2 separate regions of the Homo sapiens genome follow, and region 2 is linked to region 1. Evidence: chromatin loops called from intact Hi-C (ENCODE). Cell type or tissue: heart right ventricle. All regions are shown on one strand. Each heading gives the region's core, and the rest is flanking DNA. Links, peaks and the distances in the headings are about the cores only.

Evidence for each region. Peaks named below come from ENCODE experiments on the same cell type or tissue, not always from the same donor. Only the 100,000 strongest peaks of a DNase experiment are listed, where the experiment ranks them.
Region 2: it touches region 1 in a loop (6-fold over the local background); 18 of 110 quality-filtered maps call a loop at or near these places.

Annotation. Positions count from the first base shown.
Region 1 is chr19:6,013,280-6,029,871 of GRCh38, forward strand. RFX2 (regulatory factor X2) reads right to left here. Exons shown (of 18, transcript NM_000635.4): 6 at 12,884-12,958; 7 at 2,811-2,992. RANBP3-DT (RANBP3 divergent transcript) reads left to right here. Exons shown (of 4, transcript NR_046376.1): 3 at 6,557-6,664; 4 at 6,771-7,084. Among named protein-coding and RNA genes, the nearest start is that of RFX2-AS1, 41 kb to the right of the region's middle. RefSeq lists enhancers at 1,731-2,230, 5,107-5,608. In heart right ventricle, for the core only: CTCF peaks have their summits at 9,201 (motif pointing left) and 9,401; a DNase peak (open chromatin) is centred at 9,192; H3K27ac peaks cover 1,293 bases.
Region 2 is chr19:5,776,455-5,782,827 of GRCh38, forward strand. It overlaps CATSPERD (catsper channel auxiliary subunit delta), which reads left to right. Exons shown (of 22, transcript NM_152784.4): 22 at 1,922-2,280. The coding sequence ends at 2,222. Among named protein-coding and RNA genes, the nearest start is that of PRR22, 5.1 kb to the right of the region's middle. RefSeq lists a silencer at 4,278-4,456. In heart right ventricle, for the core only: no CTCF peak of the experiment used is centred there; no DNase peak of the experiment used is centred there.

The DNA of each region.
Region 1 (16,592 bases), core at 7,797-10,296:
GGTTTAAGAGATTCTCCTGCCTCAGCCTCCCAAGTAGCTGGGATGACAGGCGTGAGCCATAATGCCTAGCTTATTTTTGTATTTTTAGTGGAGACGGGGTTTTGCCATGTTGGCCAGGCTGGTCTCAAACTCCTGGGCTCAAGTGATCCTCCTGCCTTGGCCTCCCAAAGTGCTGGGATTACAGGCGTGAGCCACTGCGCCTGGCCTCTTCTCTCTTTTTTTTTTTTTTCAGAAACAGGGTCTCACTCTGTCACCCAGGCTGGAGTGCAGTTGTGCAATCACAGCTCACTATCAGGAGGTCACTACCAGGAGGTCACTATCACTTGACCTCCTGGGATCAAGTGATCCTCCTGCCTCAGCCTCTGAGTAGCTGGGACAGCTGGCGTGTGCCAACACACTCGGATGGTAGAAGTGATCCTCCTGCTGCAGCCTCTGAGTAGCTGACGTGTGCCACCACACTCGGATCTTGACCTTTCACTTTGGCCTCTCTGGTTCAGCATTTCCTGAACTGTGTGAGGAATGTGATCAAGGAATTCTGTACATAATGCCGTTGTCATAGAGAGTCCTCTCTCACAGGCTAGTATAATAAAGGCTCGGACAAGTCCTGTGCTGAGAACACCAGGTCAGCTTTGTTGAGCTCCACATGGCTTATCTCCATTATTATTACCATTATTATTAACAACTCTTCCCCACCCCCTTCAATCATCTAGTAACACGTTTTGGAATAAGGCACTGTTTGGGAACCATTACATTAGTTTATTACGGGAGAATGATGATCAGAGGGCTTTAAACAATTTAGTTCAGAAAACAGCTCACAGAGTCCTTACAGGAGGGAAGCATTAACCCACAGACATGGCTGTGGAGACACCCAGCTCACAGGATGCCATTTCTCCAGAGCTGGCAACAGGGACATGCAGGAAGCACCTGGGTCCTTTCTTTTTCTTTCTTTCTTTTTCTCTTATTATTATATTTTTGAGACAGTCTCACTCTGTTGCCCAGGCTGGAGTGCAGTAGTGCGATCTCGGCTCACTGCAACCTCCCTCTCTCCCAGGTTCAAGAAATTCTCCAGCCTCAGCCTCCCCGATTAGCTGGGATTACAGGTATGTGACACCATGCCTGGCTAATTTTTTTGTATTTTTAGTAGGGACGGGGATTCACCATGTTGGCCAGGCTGATTTTGAACTCCTGACCTCAAGTGATCCTCCTGCCTTGGCCTCCCAATGTGCTAGGATTACAGGCGTGAGCAACCATGCCCGGCCCTTCTTTTCCTTTTTAAATTTCATTGCAATAGCAGACAGCCTGGGCCCTTTCTAGATGAGGTACATGTTTAGCCAGGTGCTCGGAGGAGGGAAAACGGGGGGAAATCAGCCTTAATCCTGAAGCCAGCAGCTGGGATACTCTGCAGGGGAGGCCCCTCCAGGAGCAGGGGCTGTGTCCCCAGAGACCAGGCTTCCCTGTGGCTTCCTCCCGCTTCTGTCCCTCCTCTACGCATCCACATTCCCTAAGGACATTCCCTGTGAAGGATGAAAAAGTGTCAGAGAATAAGGGACTCTGGTCCTCGTGGATCCACCGCCACGCCGTTTATAGACAGCCAGGACACCGGCTTTGAGAGCACGTGAGTCAGCCCCAACCCCACAAAAGCAGATGCCAAGCCTCGCTGGCCACAGGATCACAGCCTCAGCAGGCAGCAGCCTACTGCACTCTCTGGGCCACCAGCTTTGGGTTGGAGGTGCTGCTGTTTCTTTCTGTTAGAGGAGAGTTGGCATAATTGCCTGTGATAAGTCTGTGGCCTGTGATGTCCCGGGGCTGCCATAGGCCAAGAGAAGGCGGGGTGGATTGGTCCAGGTACAGCAAAAGACACCAAGAGGCCGGGCACAGTGACTCACACCTGTAATCCCAGAACTTTGGGAGGCTGAGGCAGGCAGATCACTTGAGGCCAAGAGTTTGAGACCAGCCTGGCCACCATGTCGAAACCCTGTCTCTACTAAAAATATAAAAATTAGCCAGGCGTGCTGGTGGGGGCCCGTAAATCCCAGCTACTTGGGAGGCTGAGGCAGGAGAATTGGTTGAACCCAGGAGGTGGAGGCTGCAGTGAGCCGAGATGACGCCACTGCACTCCAGCCTGGGTGACAGAGCAAGGCTGTGTCTCAAAAACAAAACACTGAGAAATGGTAAATCCAGCTCTGCTGGATAAACCAGAGGCTACATTTTGTTTGTTTGTTTGTTTGACACAGGGTCTTGCTCTGTCACCCAGGCTGGAGTGCAGTGGTGCAATCGTGGCTCACCGCAGCCTCAACCTCCTGGGCTCAAGTGCTCCTCCCCTCTCAGTCTCCCAAATAGGTGAAATTACAGGTGTGCAAATACGTGTGCACCACTATGCCTGGCTAATTTTTAATTTTTTTGTAGAGATGAGGTCTTGCTATGTTGCCCAGGCTGGTCTTGAACTCCTAGTCTCAAGTGATCCTCTTGCCTCGGCCTCCCAAACTGTTGGGATTTCAGGTGTGCACCACCACACCTGGCCCAGAGGCTGCTCTAAAACAAAAAAAGAAAAGTATTGTTTGGGAAATTTCAAAAGGAGAGAGAAAACCAGAGTGATCCCCACGTCCTATCACCGGCTTCTAAAGCCGACACCGTGGGCTACACCTGGCCACAGCCAAGGCTGCCGCCAATTGAAAGTAACTGCAAGCACTCCAGAGGTGGCTGCGAATCAGGCCACCTGGAAAGGAGGAGGAAGCCTCGCATTTTCCCAAAAGCTCCATTTCTTGGGAAAGGAAGAGGAAGAACAGGTGGGCTGGGGATCGTCTACCCACCTGGTGCCCAGCCGCCGCGTTCTCAGCCCCATAAACACAGAACGGATCAGTTTCCCGAAGGAGGCGGCGTTCACTGGGTCTAGCTTGTGCTCCTGGCAGTGCCGAAGGTAGTGGTTGTAAAGAGAACTTCTGGGGAGACTCACACCTTCCGCTGTTTCATAATTATCCAACAGCCACTGGAGCTGTAAAAAGAAAGACACGTCTGCGTTTGTCAGAAGCCTGAGGAACGCTAACATGCCAACGTGGACTCATTAAGAGAATTACTTGCGTTCCCTGTGTTACCAAATGGGATGAGGAAATCCATCTTTTCTTTCTTTTTGAGGCGGAGTCTTGCTCTGTCACCCAGTCTGGAGTACAGTGGCGCAATCTCGGCTCACTGCAGCCTCTGTCTCCTGGGTTCAAGCAATTTTCCTCCCTCAGCCTCCCAGGTAGCTGGGATTACAGGTGTCCGACACCACATCTGGCTAGTTTTTGTATTTTTAGTAGAGACGGGGTTTCACCATGTTGCCCAGGCTGGTCTCAAACTACTGACCTCAGGTGATCCGCCTGCCTCAGCCTCCCAAAGTGCTGGGATTACAGGCGTGAGCCACCGTGCCTGGCCAGAAATCCATCTTTATGGTCACTGATTTGAGTTCTCTAAGCAGATTAATGAATCCCTCATTTTCTTTTGCTTATTGATTCTTTCATGTTTAGCCTGGTTTTCAGGTTCCTGGACTTAATTTGTAAACATCTGGGTGTGATCAGGAACTATTAGCTTCTGTCTTCAGTCCCTTAAATGAAATACCCACACACCACACAGGCTTTAACACCAAATCGCTCCCCAACATACAGGAATGGAGAGAAATTCTGTTGCTGAACAGGAAGATTGAAGAAGACTCGGGGGCCCCACAGCCCTGTGTTCTGTAGTGAGCAGTGAGCTAACATGTACTGAGATCCCTTATTGAGGGAGGTACAAATGGAAATTCAGTAAAATACACAAATGCTTATATGCACGGTTTTGTGTCTAAGTCAAAAGGCAGGACATAGCTACTTGGGAGGCTGAGGTGGGAGGATTGCTTGAGCCCAGGAGGTTGAGGCTGCAGTGAGCTAGGGTCGCGCCACACTGTACTCCAGCCTGGGCGACAGGGCAAGACTTCGTCTCTTTCAAAAAACGAAACAAAACAAAAAGATGGGCTAAATGAGTCCCGAGCCAAGGACTATGCCTCGAGAGGTGAACATCCAGTTAGAAGGGCTGCGAGAACTGTCCACACGAAGAGCTCAGTCCCCACACTGGGCATGGACGCAAAGGTGGCCTGCCCACCAACTGATGCCCTCACCCAGGTGCCTTAAAGACTGCGGCTTAATTCTGGTTTCCACCTCTCCCTCTGCTATCGTCTGTCCCCTGATCCAGAGAGGTCTGCTATGTGAATACAAAAGGCTTGCACTGATGCCTGCGATTTGCAGAAAGACAGGAATTCCACGCACAGAAGCGAGGCCCGAGTCCAGATCCCATGTCAAGAGCGTCGGGGGAAACCAGCTGTCTCTACCTGGTCCCCTTTGTGCGAGGCTGTCAGCTGCTTTGTCTAGGCTGAGCCCCGCTTCCAGAGCTCCGAAGGGCTCCTGCTGCCTGGGCCCTTCAGAGTGGGCAGTGCTGGGTCCTCAGCCCTCCCCCACCGGGCATGTTGGGCTCCTGCACAGCCCTTGGCCTGGGAAGCCCTTGTCCCTGTGCCCCGCACACCCCACAAGACACAAAGTAGGCGTGTCCCCTGGGAAATATCTGTCCACTCACCACAGCGTACCCATGGCACCCCCCCGCCCCACTGTCACGTTTGCCTGTCTGTTTGCCCCATCCCCACCCCCCCAACTCAGCATTAGAAGCTGGGGAGGAAGAAAGCATTCATCTCCCTTTAATTATTTATTTATTGAAATGGAGTCTCACTCTGTCACCCAGGCTGGAGGTGCAGTGGCGCAATCTTGGCACACTGCAACCTCCACTTCCAGGCTTCAAGTGATTCTTCTGCCTCAGCCTCCTGAGTAGCTGGCATTATAGGCATGCACCACCACATCTGGCTTATGTTTTTTGTATTTTTAGTAGAGATGGGATTTTGCCATGTTGGCCTCGAATTCCTGACCTCAGGTGATCCACCCGCCTTGGCCTCCCAAAGTGCTGGGATTACAGGCGTGAGCCACCGCGCCCGGCCTTCATCTCCTTTTTATGAAATAGTGCTATGGGGTGGTTCTGACGAGCCCTGCACCAGCGACCAGCACCTCAGAACCCCTTTTATCTCATCTAAGACCCACTCGATCCAGCCTGTCCTGGCCCCTCCAGCCCTAACAGGGGTTGACCCAGGGCCACAGTGGAGTGAGGACCTGCCCTGGGTTCTGGAACGTTTCACAGGAGGACAAACAGGTCAAAGGTTCAGGTGAAGGGGTGTGTGGGGCCTGAACGCGGAGGTCTCTTAAGCCGAATTGCAGGTGAGCTGCGGGGCTGAGTTCCATTTTAGGAAGGGGGAAGTTAAGTCTTGGGCTGGAGTTCAGGGTAGAGATTGGGACCAGATGTGTTACTTTGGAACCAAAGAGCTGAGGACAAAACCTCCAAGGGGTGGGAAGAGTCAGTCACCCAGCAGGGGCACTGCCCACGTGGGTGTTGAGGATGAAGAGGAGCAAAGCGTAAGCCTCGAAGTGTGGGTCCAACCTCACGTCCTGCCTCTGGGGCAAGCCAGGAGGGCTTCAGACCTCCTGACCACAAGCTCCCCTCCAGCTCTGCTCCTGCAGGTAAGTCCCGTGGCCAAACATCCCTCCTTACCAAAGGGACAGGAGTGGTTCCTGCCACAATCCCTGAGCTTGGATTCCGGTTCCCTGGCCGCCCCTGAATCACTCAAGTAGCCTATCACCTCCTCCTCAGCACCAGGGACCCCTCGCCCTCTTGCTACCACAAAGTCTGCCTCCTGCCGCCTGCAGGGCCCTGTGTGAAGTGCAGTGTCCCCCACCCCCCCGCCATGAGTGCAGGTGATCGTTAGCAGTTGCCATCGTTAGCAGGTGCCAATTTCATCCGTCCAGCATTGGGTGCCATGTGCTTGGCTGTGCCCATAACCACAGGGAGGGACCCCCGCCCTCTTGTCCTTTGAATAAGGGGCAGTTAAAACAAAGGACCCTGAGAAGGGCCCGGAGTGGAGACTTCATCTCTTCCTCACTTGCCTCTTTGGGAAAAGGGACATCAGAGTTTTCACTTTCCATCAAGTCATTCACACCCTTCATCTTCCGACTTTCTGGACTGGACTTTTTCCAATACAATGGAGGCAGTGTTGCTTTTTTCTCCTCCAAAGTCCGGCTCTGGCAGAGTGCTTGGACCCTTAAGAGCTTAAGAGCTCCGGAGTCTTCCCTGTATTTAATGCTATGAATACTATGAACCACAACCTTGATGTTGAAGTTAGTGTGTGAGTATGTGTGTGTGTGTGTGTGTGTGTGTGTGTGTGTATATACTTTTATATACTTTTTTTTTTTTTTAGAGACAGGGATATATATATATATATATATTTAGAGATAGGGTCTCATCCTGTCACCACCCCAGGCTGGAGCGCAGTGGTGCAATCATGGCTCATGCAGCCTCCAACTCCCGGGCTCAAGTGATCCTCCTGCCTCAGCTTCCAGAAGTGTTGGGATGACAGTCGGGAGCTGCAGTGTGGGCCCTGAAGCTTTTCTTCCCAGTGGCTTCACCGTCCGGATTTGTCATGTGTGCTGATTGATTTATCGCCTGTTCCCCGCAGACTATGCTCTCCCTGAGGGTGGAGACGGAGCCAGGTTTGCCCATGTGAGCATCTGCAGGATCCTGGAGATGTCTCAAGCCTGGCAGCAGAGAAAGACTGTCCAAGGAGGTAGATGGGGAGCAACAGAGGGTGTCTGGGTGAAGAAGCCAGAGGCTTCCCTTGGTCATTCTGAGGCTGGGGGCACAGGTGCCACTTCTTAGACTGTCCTCCACAGGCAGCAGGAGCCAAGGCCAGTGACACCACATCTCAAGGAGCCAAATGACGATGCGGATTTTCAGGCTAAAACTGTGAGGCCAGATTTTGCGGGCGGTGAGCTGGAAGGAGCACTGGACTAGGAGTCCTGAGAGGTTAGAGTATAAGACTCCATCCACCAGGAGGACATACTGGCTCACACATAAAAAGAAAGTTTTGGAACAGATGATCCTTCTGCTGTTTACCCCCGAACCCCCAGGCTATTTAAGAGTAGAATCCTTTGCTTGGGTAATTACGTTGACATTGACACTAAAAGGATGCATAGTTGTCTTGACAGCAAGTCCTTCTTGCTCAACATCAAGAAACCACAGAGAAGACTGAAGCGGCTGGAACAGTCGCGTCTATTTCCTCCCTCTTCTGTGTTGATGAACTTCTGGGAGGAGAATGGGGTTAGAACCGAAGTATGGCTTGCAGACTCTGTTCAGGGTCTACGCCTCACCAGCAGGCTGGGAGCCACTTATGCACCGGGCCTTCCCATCCCTCGGTGCTGGAGCCCACACCTGGCGGCACGTCAGACTGCGGCAAGCATCACAGGTCAGTTCCGTGAAACCGACCACGAGGGTCCAGCCGCTCCAACCACACTCGCCCACCTCCCCTGCTCTTGAGGGCTCGGGTACCTTCATGCCAGGAAAGGCAGCAGCTGGACGGAGTCACCTTTCTGGTTTGGGCATGTTCTGCAGTCTGCTTTGTCTGCTGATATTTGCATTCTTTCTGTGTCAATATCAAACACAAATAAGCAGAACGCTTTCCAAGGAAATGTACATGTGTACCCACATTTGCCACAATCTGTCAGGACAGCACACTTCTTGATGAAATGGATCAAATCATTCCTTTTAAGGAAAAAAAATCCCGAAATGCCAGCGCCTCCCTCTCCCCGGCCCCCCAACAAAGGCCTGTGGTTCTGGGCTCTTTGCAGGCACAGCCCCTGTGGACAGATATCCTCACCTGCCGGTGGGAAGGCAGGGATCATGCCCACCTACCTGGCCCCCTTTGTCTCCTAAGATACTTGTTTCTATTCCTGGGGGCAAATTTGCCTGACACTGGCTCCTGGTGGTGAGTTAGAGTCTCACCGGGCCATACACTAGCAGCTCGGGCAGCTATTCCAACCGTCCAGGTGTGCCCTGTGTTGACATAATCCGACTTGGAACATCCACCTTTTCACCCATTCCACAAATATTTACGAGAGCTGGCTCTATGCCAGGCCTTGTTTAGGTGCTGGGGATGCAACGGCGAATAAAAGACAAAAACCCCTGCCCCCTGGAAGCGTCCGTTCTTGTCTGGCAGAGACCCACAATAAATAAGTAAAATGAACCGAATGAGGGCTGATGCCGAGTGCCGTCAGAGAAATTCACCTGGGAAAGGGGATGGGGTCGCCGCCACGGAGGGACTGGAGGGAGGACTGCAACGGTATAGTAAGTTGAGGTGGGGTGGGGGTGTCAGGCAGGGCTCACTGAGAAAGTGCCCACTGAGTGAAGACTCAGAGGAGGTGAGGGGGAGCCTGGGGAAGAGAGCTTCAGGCAGAGGGCCCCACAGTGCAAAGGCCCTGGGGCAGGTCCGAGCCTGGTGCATTGGAGGAATAGCGAGGAGGCCCGTGTGGCTGGAGCACAGTGAGGAGTGGGAGAGAGCGGGTCCTGCAGGGCCTTGTGGGCCATTTTGACAACACTCGGTTCTACTTGGAGGGCCAAGGGGAGCCCTGGAGGCTTCCAAGCAGAGCAGTGTGGCGATCTGACCTGGGTTTTAGCAGGATCACTCTGGTGGCTGCTGTGAGAAGGGGCTGGAGGCTGGGTAGGGGTGGGTGCTGACGGCTGGCTAGGAGGTGGCCGAAAGAATCCACAGGGACAGTGGCGGCTCGGGAAGTAGTCGAAGTGGAGGAGGTGGGGGGTGCCACCTGGTTCTGGATCTTTCTTGAAGGTGAGGTTGAAGAGCATCTGGGGGTGGGCATGAGAGGAGCAAGGAGGCGAGGACGCAGTGGGGTTGGGGGCCGAGCGCCTGGAAGATTGGCTGCCCCTGCCTCAGATGGGACCGTGGGCGGGAGGCGCAGGGGTTGTGGGAGGCGCAGGGGTTGTTGAGGGTGGAGGCCACGCACTGAGCTAAGACACTAATCCGAGGCAGGCAGGAATTCCAAGGGAAAACAGCGGCACTTCTGGACAGAGGCCCCTTCTGAGGAGCTGCCGGCTCTAGCAACCCCACTGTGGCCTGCAGGACAGCACGGCCATCGTGCCAGGCTACACAGGTCACCAGCTGAAGGCTAAATGACCTTTGACAATGTGTGTTTCTTGATTTCAAAGCAAAAAGTCACATAACCCAAATACGACTCTTCCACACGCAGCTCTCTCCCGCAGGGTGTGCAAGTGATGTGTTTACTTTAGCAGACAGCGCCACCTCATGGTGACAGAGACTCGGTGAACCTGCTACGGGGTCCCGGTCGGCTGGTAGCCTGAGGGCAGCCCGGTGGCCCCCAGGGGCTGAGGCCGCCTCTTCTGCTCAAGTCGGTGGCCTGCCACACCCGGTCGGGTGAAGACATGTTTCATCCCCAGCCCCGGCTCCGTCCCCTTCCCTCTGGAAGAGCTAATCCCCATTTTCACGGCGCCATATCATGCCCTTTTCCAGTTTGGACACTGCTAGGGGGCCTCCTCCTCCCTGGGAGTTTCCACGCCAGGCTGACCATCAGCTGGCTGGAAGGTTCTTCCAATGTGCAGACCTCCAGGCCCTGCAGACCCCCTGGGTCCAAGCCCCTAGAGGGGAGGCCTGGGAAGCTCCTGTTGACCGGCTGGGTCTGGACAATGCTGTCTCGTTTTACCAGGCTCCCAGCACCTGAATACACCTTCCCTCCTGAGACAGCGCAGAGGAGGGAACCAGCTCCGCGGAACACGTGGCCAGCTCCGCTCAGAGATGTCTGTGAGGGGTTCCCTAGGTGGGTTTCCCACGTCTTCCACCTTCTGCCCTCAAATGCTAAGCTCCCTGGAGTGACTTTTCCTCCTTTTTTACTCCCTATGTTCGGCACTGACCTGGCCAGAACCCTGCACACGGTAGACGGTGGTCTGACGTCACCAGCTGGCAGCAAGGAAGAGGCGCACAGGCCCTGCTGCTGGGGCGACCTGCCTGGGGCTGTCTGAGAAGGGAGGTCTGGGAGGCCACTGGGAAAATGGGTCTCCAGGGCCCAGCTGCTCCCACACACTTGGCTTATCTGCCACAGGGTCAGGCTGGCAGGGGAGGTGGCACTGTGGCTGTGCCCCCGCCTGACCTGCAGAAGGCCGCTGCCCACCACGACCTCAGTCTCAGCCACAGGCAGCCCTGGGGACAATCGTTGCAAGGGCACGTCACCCCGTCCATCAGCAGATCACGTGCTTTAACTCCTCTCTTCCTCTCTGGCTCTCACATTTGCCAAAACAAGATCTAAGTTTATTCTGCCCGTGTGTGTGGTGAACTTTTTAGAAAGATCTTATTTTACTTCCTTTGCTTCGAGTCACCAAGCCCGGAATCTTACTGATCACAGCTCATGACAGAAGGAAACAACTCAACAGCGAATCATCAGTGAGTAAAAGAAACGAGAGATTTTACCTTCAGCTCGGGAATACGAATCTTCATCGGGGAAGCGACCTGAGAAAGTCTGCCTTTCGGATGAAGTGTTAGAAAGCAGGAAGGATCCCAGCAGCCAGAGACAAGCGGCTCATGCATTTTCCCATAGACATTTTTTCTTTTTTTTTTTTGAGATGGAGTCTCGCTCTGTCTCCCAGGCTGGAGTGCAGTGGCGCAATCTCAGCTCACTGCAACCTCCGTCTCCCAGGTTCAAGCGATTCTCCTGTCTCAGCCTCCAGAGTAGCTGGGACTACAGGCATGTGCCACCACGCCCGGCTAATATTTGTATTTTTGGTAGAGATGGGGTTTCGTCATGTTGGTCAGGCTGGTCTGGAACTCCTGACCTCAAGTGGTACACCCGCCTTGGTCTCCCAAACTGCTGGGATTACAGGCGTGAGCCACCGTGCCCAGCCCATTTTCCCATAGACATTTTAACTCTCCCGTGGACTTGCTGCCTGTCCAGGCTCTGCACCCCCATCCTGCCTGGGTCACGCAGCCCTCTCGCCCAGGGCTGATACCCTGGACCCGCATGGGTTTGCGTTCAGGCTGAAGATGGCCTGATCCTTGCTGAATGGGGAATGGTATTCTGCACATTTTCCCATGTATGTGCTCTGAGTTTAAGACTGGGGGCTGGGGAGATCCTCTCTCCAAGCACGTGTGGAAGACTCCCTTCTCCCTGAGTTCATCTACAGGGAGGATGTCATCCAGCAGTGACAGATGACAGGATGACCATGTCCTACCCAGCCTGGAGAGGGGCGGGGCACTGAGCAGGGGTCTGGCATGGTGTTTGTTTTGTTTTGTCTTTTTTGCTTCAAGACAATCGGCAGAAGGAAATATTTCTGCCATTTCTTCTAGTGACCAGCCCCCTGAGGCAAAGGGCAGAGGCCTCGTCAGGGGCTGCGGTGAGCAGGTGACCACACCTGTACCTAACCCATAACCCAGGTTTCTGGACCTGTCCTACATCACTTTCTGCCCCCAGAATCACTCACTGCCTTTTGATAACGCCTCATTTTACACATCGGCCAGCACAGAAGTCAGGATGGAATCACAGTGAGGACGGGAGTGAGGACGGGATCACGGTGAGGACGGGAGTGAGGACGGGATCACGGTGAGGACGGGAGTGAGGACGGGATCACGGTGAGGACGGGAGTGAGGACGGGATCACGGTGAGGACGGGAGTGAGGACGGGATCACGGTGAGGACGGGAGTGAGGACGGGATCACGGTGAGGACGGGAGTCAGGACGGGATCACGGTGAGGACGGGAGTCAGGACGGGATCACGGTGAGGACGGGAGTCAGGACGGGATCACGGTGATGACTGGGGTCCACTGAAGGGGACTTCTTCTCTGATGTCTGAATTCTCAAGAGAATGTCAGAGCCCAGTTTAAGTGCTAGAGAGCAACTACTAGAAGGACATTCTGACTTCGATGGCCCGTCCCAGTGTTAAGATGCCGAACACATTTCCAGCTATGTGCAAAACCGAATCAAGAGCGTTTGGGGAGAAGTGAAAGCGATGAGTCTGAGGGGGCCAGAGCTTTCCTTCTCTGTTGTCCCTGGAAATAAAGACGGAGCCTGCCACGTCCCCCAGTCCCATCCTGCTACAGGGCTGTGCAGAGCTGAGATGCCCCCAACCTCCTGTCATGGGGACTGTGATCACGGTCTTCTCCCAAGAGACAAGGGGAGGAGAAAAATCCTAGACGCTAAAATCTGTATGAATTAGCTGCTTTATGCTTTTCTCAAATTACTGTTTCTTTCCAAGAGAGGATCCCAAGAAAATTAGCTAAGAGTCTAAGGCATTCCCGATCCTATGTCATTTTCTCTCTTTTTTGTTGCTGTTGCTGATTTTTGTATTGTTTTTATTTTTCATATATAACTATACTGCTTATCACCTGCCAGGTATTGTTGAAAGTATTTTACGTACATTAAATAATTTACTCCCTATGACAACCCGAGGAGGTAGGTGTTGTTATTATCTACCTTTTACAAATAAAGAATCTGTCTTGATTTCTCCTTCATTGCTGAAGGGTATTTTTTGCTGGATGTAGGATTCTAGATTGGCTTCCCCTCAACCACCTTTCACAAATGACACTTTAAAGGTGTCATTTTATTGTCTTCTTCTTTTTTTTTTTTTTTTTTTGAGATGGAGTCTCACTCTGTTGCCCAGGCTGGACTGCAGTGGCGTGATCTCGGCTCACTGCAACCTCTGCCTCCCGGGTTCAAGCGATTCTCCTGCCTCAGCCTCCCAAGTAGCTGGGATTACAGGCGCCCACCACCATGCCCAGCTAATTTTTCTATTTTAATAGAGACGGGGTTTCACCATGTTGGCCAGGCTGGTCTCAAACTCCTGACTTCAAGTGATCCACCCGCCTTGGCCTCCCAAAGTGCTGGGATTACAGGTGTGAGCCACCGCACCTGGTTGCCTTCATTTGTCTTAAAAATGTCTATGCAGGTTACAAGCAGAGCAGGGACAGGTTGCCAGGTCAGACGCACACTTACATGGCTGTTGAGTAAACCGCTTTTGTGTGATGTGATTCCTTCGCTTTTTTGGAGGTTTTCAATCGCCATTTCAAGCTAAAGAAAATGTGTGCAGAAACAAAACAAAACAAAATGGAAAAAAAAAAAAAGGAAATCAGATGGTTAGCATCAGCCAAGATTTGTTTTTATTAATATCCAAATAATGATTCGAGCTCCTACAAAATAAAAATGAGGCTCCACGCAGGCAGGGCGGGGGTGAGTTAAATTGTGCATGAAAGCTGCGGTAGGGAGTGTTGCTTCGCACACGTAGGTAAGCCCGAGAGCCCGTCCAACAGAAGCAGCAGAAATCATGTTGTAAAAACTTGCTACTGAACTTTAACCTGGCATATGTGTGTGCACGCCGTAGCATTAATATGCAGCCACTGCATCCATTCCAGTGTCAGCCAAGCCAGCATCATAGTCACCTGCTCCTTTCCCCACGCCACATCGATGGGGAACCAGAATGAAAGCAAGGAGAGATGGCAGCCTTGACTCCCCAGCCAGGCTGTCCTGTCGCAAATCCCAGGGTCTCCCCGCTGCTGGAGGCTTTGGGAAAATAGCAGCGAGGCCAAAGACTCAGACCCTGCCACCAGGAGGCCGTAGGATCCAGGGCCACTGGACACTGTCTGGCGAATGTTTACCCAGTGGGAGCTGTGCGAAGAAGATTTTTGGAAAAGAGAAAAGAGTTTTGGAAGAAAGAGTTGGGCAGCTAACAGCAGAACTTCCTGGAGGAAGGGGCTTTTGAGTTGGATCCTGAAGGACCTGATGGAGGTGGGGAGGGAGGTGGGCGGCAGGTCCACGCGATGGAGGAGGCACACAGCTGTGCGTGGCCACTAAGGCATTCGCACGCATTTGGTTTGTCCTAGACTCGCACACGGAAAACAGCGACGTAAAATCTGCTGCAGCCCACCCTGACGACCAGAGGACTGAAGCGGGAGGAGATGAACTTGAAGTATATGCTTCCTTTCTTAAGGAGGCCAAAGACTTGACACTTCTGCAAAGAGCAGGTTGAGTGTGTATTTCAGAGAGCAGGCGAGCGGAGCTGAGTTCAAGAATGAGAGGGTAACTGCTTCTCCCACGGCCTCCGACCACGGTGGTTCTGCCTTCTCTCATTAGCTACCCTTGCTTCAAGCCAAGGAGGACGTCAGGGTCACCTTTAAGAAGTGCAGAAGGTACACTGGAGGACCAGGGGAAAGTAGGATGGTGAGACCTCTCCCACCCATCAGCCTCAGGGTGCAGGCGATGAGAAGGCAATCGCCACCTCTATGATAGAAAAAACACACATGCCACCCCCATGTCTTGGGGCCATTCTGATCTGCAGCTTGGGCAGCCACGTGAGTACTGCCCTGTGGCACCTTCCCTGTGGGACATCGCTCACCTATGGGTGCCGGGAGAGCAGAGTGCATGACCTCTGGAAGTCTGCCCTAATCTCAGGGGGCCTTGTCCAGTGCCCAGCAGACTGGGAAGGAGAAGAAAACACTGTCTCTCCAACATAGTGGGTCTCAATCATTTGGTCTATTAAAAAATACACTATTACAAAATTTTGAGATTTCACCACCCACCCCTGAAAAAGAGCTTTATTTACTTATCTTTTTCTTGAGCCAGAGTCTTACTCTGTTTCCCAGGCTGGAGTGCAGTGATGTGATCTCGGCTCAGGGCCACCTCTGCCTCCTAGGCTCAAGTGATTCTCATGCCTCAGCCTCCTGAGTAGCTGGGATTATAGGCATGTGCCACCACACCCAGCTAATTTTTGTATTTTTTAGCAGAGACGGGATTTCTCTACGTTGGCCAAGCTGGTCTTGAACTCCTGGCCTCAAGTGATCCGCCCACCTCGGCCTCCCAAAGTTCTGGGATTACAGGCATAAGCTACCACACCCTGCCTGCTTTTGTTTTTAAAAGTTAAATGTATTATTTCCCTTATTAGAAATCAAAATAGATAATTTTTAAAAAGATGTATTAATTCATTAAAAAATAATAAACCCATTATAGGTTAACACTTGAAGAATAGGTACACTTTCCAAATTAAAAAAAAAAACAACAAAACCAAAAGAAGAGTGGAATGATTCCGCATCTTCACAAATCTGTAGAGTGCGTGACTTACAGAAGACAACTCTACACATCTACTTCTGTATCTCCATCTGTTATTGTATACTGTTTTAGTTGAAGTACATTGAAAAAACTTGGCCTCACACAGATATATAGTTGGAAAAGGAGCACTGTTTTAATAGCCTTTTCAGATAACTGGGGATATTTTTACTTGATACTATAGCAACACTTGACAGCTGGTAATTTCTTAAAGGTTAGCTGCAATGTGGAATCTGAAACCATATCAACGAGCTTTTCATCCTCAGTTACATTAAAATCCATTAATCTTGAGCTGACATCCATGACAATGGCAGAGTAAGGAACTCTAGAACCCATCCCTTCACAAAAGCAGTCAAAAAATGGGCAAAAATTGTCAGAATCGACTTTATCAGAACTCTGGAAATGAATTAAAAGATTATGGCAAACAGGTGAACCCTTAATTAAAAAAAAAAAAGATGAAACTTGGCATTTAAGGAAATTTTCGTCAGATCACTAGCTGACCACTAAGGTAACTGAATAGAGATTTTGGCCGGGCACGGTGGCTCACGCCTATAATCCCAGCACTTCGGGAGGCTGAGGCATGTGGATTGCTTGAGGCCAGGAGTTCAAGACCAGCCTGGCTAACATGGTGAAACCCTGTCTCTACTAAAAATACCAAAAAAAATTAGGTGGGTGTGGTGGCACATGCCTGTAATCCCAGCTTCTGGGGAGGCTGAGGCAGAAGGATCGCTTGAATCCGGGAAGCAGAGATTGCAGTGAGCCAAGATCACACCATTGCACTCCAGCCTGGCCAACAGAGTGAGACTGTCTCAAAAAAAAAAAAAAATGCAGATTTTACAAAATTAGTTCAGAAAGGTCATGAAACAAACGATCAACAACACCTATAAGCAGCAACAGCAAACCCTGGGGAGAACAGAAGAATCCAATATTCAGCGTCACCATGTTAAACTATTCAAAATATCCAGTTTTCCACAAAAATTATGAGGCACGCAAAAAAAAAAAAAGAAAGTATGGCCCATATGTAGAAATAAATAAATAGGACTATCTCTGAGAAAATCGAGCCACTGGACTTATGAAACAAAGAGTTTAAATCAACTATATAAAATATACTTAAAGAGCTAAAGGAAATCATGTACAAAGCACTATAAAAAACCATGACAGGCTGGGTGTGGTGGCTCACACCTGTAATCCCAGCACTTTGGGAGGGTGAGTTGGGTGGATCACTTAAAGTCAGGAGTTCAGGGACCAGCCTGGCCAACATGGTGAAACCCTGTCTCTACTAAAAATACAAAAATTAGCTAGGCGTGGTGGTGGGCGTCTGTAATTCCAGCTACTTGAAAGGCTGAGGCCTGAGAACTGTTGAGCCTGGGAGGCGGGGTTTGTAGTGAACTGAGATCACGCCACTGCACTCCAACCTGGGTGACAGAGTGAGATTCCATATCAAAACAAAAACAAAACAAAACAACAAAAAAACACATGAGAGTGATGTTTCACCAGTAGAATATCAATAAGGAGACAGAAATTGTAAAAAGGAACCAAATAAAATTTCTGGAGTTGAAAGTATAATAGCTGGAATGAAAACTTCACTAGGGGAGGTTCAACAGCA
Region 2 (6,373 bases), core at 1-2,500, 240 kb before region 1:
TTAAGTTCTGGGTGACATTTGTTCCCATGTGAACTAAATACTCATTTCAGAGTCCTGCACTGAGTGCTGGGGGAACAGCAGTGACCAGAGGCTGTGCCGCTGCCCTGGCGCACCTGAGTCGCCCTCTCCTACTCCCCATGGCTAGAGTGTGCTGATGGCTGTGGGCCAGAGCTGGCTCAAACTGGCTCACCAGGAGTAGACTCTCAAATATTCAGGAATCTTCAGCCTGGCCAACCTGGTGAAACCCCGTCTCTACTGAAAATACAAAAATTAGCCGGCTGTGGTGGCAGGTGCCTTTAATCTCAGCTACTCGGGAGGCTGAGGCAGGAGAATCGCTTGAACCCGGGAGGCAGAGGTTGCAGTGAGCTGAGATTGCGCCACTCACTGGCCTCTAGCCTGGGTAACAGAGCGAGACTCCATCTCAAAAAAAAAAAAAAAAATTCAGGAATCTTACACCAATCAATTTCATGTCAGTGGCTTCGAATCAGCCACAGTGGAAATATTTACACTACGGGAATTGGCAGACACTACCCAGGAGGCCTTTCCCCTCTGAGAGCCAGTTGTTAAATATTTAGCACTGACAGGTGCTGAGGAGATTATAAAGCCACATCGAAGCCATGCCATGTGGATCAGTGTGTCCCTTTGGAAGGGGGACACCAGGTGGAAATCTTCCTCATATCCTCACCCCTACTGGAAGTCATTGTCACTTATCACCTGTCCTCTCCAGTAGGATGAAAGTTCACCCCCTGAAAAAAAAACACGTGGAGGTCCTGCCTTCTCTAGAGGCCCCAGACTAGGAGGATCAGCTCCGGGGTGGCAGCAGGTGGAAGGCACTGGGTAGGGTGAGGATGTCCACCAGAGAGAGGAGACATGTGTGGGACTCTCCCGTGCCACAGGTGCTCCCTGCATCACGTGACCTGCACTGTCCCCCTCCCTGCCGTGGATTCTGTGACACCCCTGAACCTTTCCTGCCCTGACCTAGCCTCCACTGTCACCCACCACTTCCTAGTTGTTGATGGACCATTTAGTTAATTTGCCCCTTCCGCCCTCTCTAGCCAGAGCCTGGGCATTGGGGGAGAATAGGGATCCTGGTGACAGCTGCCAGAGGGCATGGAGAGGATGGCTGACTCAGAACCCATAAAAGTCGGCCTGGCACAATAGCTTACGCCTGTAATCCCAACACTTTGGGAGGCCAGGACAGGTGGATCACTTGAAGTCAGGAGTTCGAGACAAGCCTGGCCAACATGGAGAAGCTCCGTCTCTACTAAAAATTAGCCAGGTGTGATGGTGGGCGCCTGTAATCCCAGCTACTCGGGAGGCTGAGGCAGGAGAATCGCTTGAACCCGGGAGGCAGAGATTGTAGTGGGCCGAGATTGCACCACTGCACTCCAGCCTGGGTAATAGAGCCAGATTCCACCGTTTCAAAAAACAAACAAAACAAAACAAAACAAAAACCCATAAAAGTCAAAGTGGGCCAGGTGCAGTGGCTCACACCTGTAATCCCAGCATTTTGGGAGGCAGAGGCGGGCGGATCACTTGAGGTCAGGAGTTCGAGACCAGCCTGGCCGAGGTGAAACCCCATCTCTACCAAAAATACAAAAATTAGCCAGGCATGGTTGGCAGGTGCCTGTAATCCCAGATACTTGGGAGGCTGAGGCAGGAGAATTGCTTGAATTCAGGAGGCGGAGGTTGCAATGAGCCGAGATCGTGCCACTGCACTCCAGCCTGGGTGACAAGAGAGGGACTCCGACTCAAAAAAAAAAAAAAAAAGGCATAGTGGATGGAAACAGAAGTGGGTATACCCGGTCACTGCTGTGGGCCTGGTTCTCCCTCCTGTGGGTCTGAACACCTTTGCCAGAGATAAGGCGAAGTCCCCCAAAGGCAATGCCCAACAGCCTCTCCCCGCCTCCCCCCACCGCAGCTACTGTCAACTGGAGACCATCTTTAGCATCTACGTGTATGGAGCATTCCCCGTGCAGCTGGTCTCTGCTGGAGTCGTCATCCTACTGATCATCTCCAGCATCCTGGGGTCCGTTTGGCTGGCCTACAAGACCCCCAAGCTGCTACGCACAGCACGCGGCCGCAGGATCAAGAAGTGTGCGACACAGCTGTGTAGGAGATGCAAGACGGTCTGCCAGTTCAGGGCCTCAGCCACAGCCAGGGCAGGCACAGAGCCCCCGGGACGCCACCGCACTCCTCACGGAGGCAGGTCTGACCACTGAGGCCGGTCCACAGGGTCCCAACCCCTTGTCTTCAAATAAAGTATAATGTAACATAGCAGGAAGCAGTATGTATTCACCATTTTTTTTGTTTTTTGTTTGTTTTTGAAACGGAGTCTCGCTCTGTCGCCCAGGCTGGAGTGCAGTGACGCGATCTCGGCTCACTGCAACCTTCGCCTCTCAGGTTCATGCCATTCTCCTGCCTCAGCCTCCCAAGTAGCTGGGACTACAGGCGCCCGCCACCACGCCCAGCTAATTTTTTTGCATTTTTAGTAGAGACAGGGTTTCATCGTGTTAGCCAGGATGGTCTCGATCTCCTGACCTTCGTGATCCGCCCAGCTCGGCCTCCCAAAGTGCTGGGATTGCAGGCATGAGCCACCATGCCTGGCTTTTTTTTTTTTTTTTTTTTTTTTTTTTTTTAAGTATCAGTGTGGTCTCATTGTGTTGCCCAGGCTGAGAGTGCGGTGGTGTGATCACAGCTCACTGCAGCCTCAAACTCCCAGGCTTAAGTGATCCTCCCTCCTCAGCCTCCTGAGTAGCTGGGACTACAGGAACCACCACCACACATGGCTAATTTTACTTTTAGTTTTTGTAGAGACAGGGTCTCACTTTGTTGCCCAAGTTGGTCTCGAACTCCTGGACTCAAGCGATCCTCCTGCCTCAGCCTCTCAAAGTACTGGGATTATGGATGGGCCAGTGCTCTAGGGTTAGCCATCTCTCTGAGTGAGATGGAGTCTCACTCTGTTGCCCAGGCCGGAGTGCAGTGGTGTGATCTCAGCTCACTGCAACCTCTGCCTCCCAGATTCAAGCAACTCTCCTGCCTAAGCCTCCTGAGTAGCTGCGATTACAGACGCCTGCCACCATGCCTGGCTAATTTTTGTATTTTTGGTAAAGGCAGGGTTTCACCATGTTGGCCAGGCTGGTCTCAAACTCCTGACCTCATGATCTGCCCACCTCGGCCTTCCAAAGTGCTGGGATTACAGGCGTCAGCCACCGTGCCCGCCCCACCCCCGACCTTTTTTTTTTTTTTTTTTCGGAGACAGATTCTTGCTCCTTTGTCCTGGAGTGCAGTGGTGTGATTTTGGCTTACTGCAACTTCTGCCTCCTGGGCTCAAGTGATCCTCCCACCTCAGCCTCCCAAGTAGCTGGGACTACAAGTCCACGCCAGCATGCCTGGGTAATTTTGTTTTTTTACTATTTTTTTTTGTAGAGATGGGGTTTTGACATATTGCCCAGGCTGGTCTCAAACTCCTGAGCTCAAGCGATCCTCCTGCCTCAGCCTCCCAAAGTGCTGGGATTCTCAGTGAACCACTGCACCAGGGTCAGCCATCTCCTTTTAAGTGAAAATTTGGTCAGTCTCATGACTTCCGATTACTCTTTGGTTAAAAAAATATATATATAAAATATACATACATAAAAAATACATATATAAAATATATATATTAAAAATACATATAAAAATATGTATAAATACATATATATATTAAAAATACATATATATAAATACATATATAAATATATATTAAAATACATATATAAAAATATATATATTAAAAAATACATATATATATTCTGTGATCATTTTAAATTGCCCCACATAGCTACAACAGGCTGGGGCAGGGGGATCACTTGAGGCCAGGAGTTCAAGATCAGCCTGGACAACATAGCAAGACCCCCCATCTCTACAAAAAAATTTTTTTAGACATTAGCTGAGTGTGGTGGTGCATGCCTGTAGTTCCAGCTACTTGGGAGGCTGAGGTGGGAGGATCGCTTGAGCCCAGGAGGTCGAGGCTGCAGTAAGCCATGATCACGGCGCTATACTCCAGCCTGGGCAACGTAGCGAGACCCTGTCTCAGAAAGAAAAAAAAAAGCTACTGCTTGGGTCCTTGCAGACATCCACTGTGTGACCCTCACTCCACATTAATCTTCAAGAAAAGTGATCCAGGTCCTTGCCCCACTTCCTCATCAGCCAGGACCTCCCCGACACTTGGGATACCTGGTTTTAGTTTCAGAGATACCCCTAATGAGGCTTCGGGGAGAAGGAGTTGAAAAGCAGCTGAGAAAAGTGGGCTTGGGGCTGGGCGCGGTGGCTCACGCCTGTCATCCCAGCACTTTGGTAGGCTGAGGCGGGCGGATCCCCTGAGGTTAGGAGATCGAGACCAGCCTGACCAACATGGTGAAATCCCGTCTCTACTAAAAATACAATTAACCAGGTGTGGTGGTGCACACCTGTAATCCCAGCTACTCGGGAGGCTGAGGCAGGCAGGAGAGTCACTTGAACTCGGGAGGCGGAGGTTGCAGTGAGCCGAGATCACGCCATTGCACTCCAGCTTGGGCAACAAGAGCGAAACTCTGCCTCAAAAAAACAAAAGTGCACTTGGAGTCTCTCCCAGCCTGTGTCCCCACGGGTCAAACAGTGATGAATGGGGATCACTGCAGATGCCAGGAGGGCACATGGCACAGTCCCTGGGACAGGGGGACCCTGTCTTGAGGGCCACAGCTGCATGGCCCCGAGACACTACCCGGAGTTGTTTTTGTTTTTTGAAATGGAGTCTTGCTCTATTGCCCAGGGTGGAGTGCAGTGATGTGATCTCGGCTCACTACAACCTCTGCCTCCCGGGCTCAAGCAATTCTTGTGCCTTAGTCTCCTGAGTAGCTGGGATTACAGGCGCCTGCCACCATACCCAGATAATTTTTGCATTTTCTTTTTTTTTTTGAGACGGAGTCTCACTCTGTCGCCCAGGCTGGAGTGCAGTGGTGCAATCTTGGCTCACTGCAAGCTCCGCCTCCTGGGTTCACGCCATTCTCCTGCCTCAGCCTCCCGAGTAGCTGGGACTACAGGCACCCGCCACCACACCCAGCTAATTTTTTTGTATTTTTAGTAGAGCTGGGGTTTCATCGTGTTTGCCAGGATGGTCTCAATCTCCTGATCTCGTGATCTGCCTGCCTTGGCCTCCCGAAGTACTGGGATTACAGGCGTGAGAAGCTGCGCCCGGCCAATTTTTGTATTTTCAGTAGAGACAGGGTTTCACCATTTTGGCCAAGCTGGTCTCGAACTCCTGACCTCAAGTGATCTGCCCGCCTCGGCCTCCCAAAGTGCTGAGATTACAGGTGTTTGCCACTGCACCTGGCCTCCTCCTGAGTTTTTTGAATAAGGGTTTCCGGGAGAGTAGCTCCAGAGAGCAGCAGGCACAGTGCCCTACACAGAGCCGGGACCATGGTCTCTGCTCGGCCTCCAAACACCCATCAGCCTCCTGGACTCTAGGTGAGCCTCCCAGGGCCTCCCCAAGCAGAGGCCTTGAAACCCAAACTCCGGAGACCCAGGAGATCCAGCCCGCAGCCTGGGGAAGGGGTAGGCTGAAGGTTCCCATCCCAGAGGGGTGTCCTCATCCCAGGAGGCGCTGGATGGCACTCGACCTCCTGTTTCCTTATGTGTCCCTGGGGGAATGGGGTCAGCCTCTCCAGGGCCACCATGAGCGTTTCAGGGGAGGAGGGTACAGGTGGCCACTGCCTGGACCCCCAGGAGGGCTCTCGAGACCCTGATGTGGGTAAGCAGTGACGGGAACCAGCACCCGGAGGTCGTTCTTCCGAGGCTGGGCCCATCCCATTTTGGAACGAGTAGCCAGGCTGTCCCTGCCACCCCGGACCCCGAAGTGTGGCCGGGTGGGGCCCCTGACCCTCTCCTGGGCTCCAGGTGCTGTCTCCTGTCTCCATCTTGGGTGCACATGCCAGGCCCCCTGGGTGCCGTGTGCTCCCCACCCCTTCACGCGTGGGCACTGTCTCATCCCTGCCCCAGCCCCCACCCTCAGACCATCAGGTGAAGCCCCTGCACCCACCTGTCTGTCTGAACAAGAGCGTGGCCCTTCCCGCCCTGCCTGCAGTGGCTGTGGCTTCCTGGGGACAGGAGGCAGCTGGGTGGGGATCTGGAGGATGCTCCTCAAGCCCTGCCCTGATGGCTGTGTGTCTCCAAGGAAGTTCCTGCTGCTCTGGGCAGCCTTGCTTTCCCCCACCAAACAAAGGGGTGAAAACCCTTAGAACGCGTTGAGTCTGGGGGTCAGCTCCCTCGTGCCCCAGGAGGCCCCTGCCTCTGCCAGAGGAGTCTGATGTTCCAGGGCTGGGACTCAAGGAGTTTAGGGTGTCCTGTGATTCCGGGG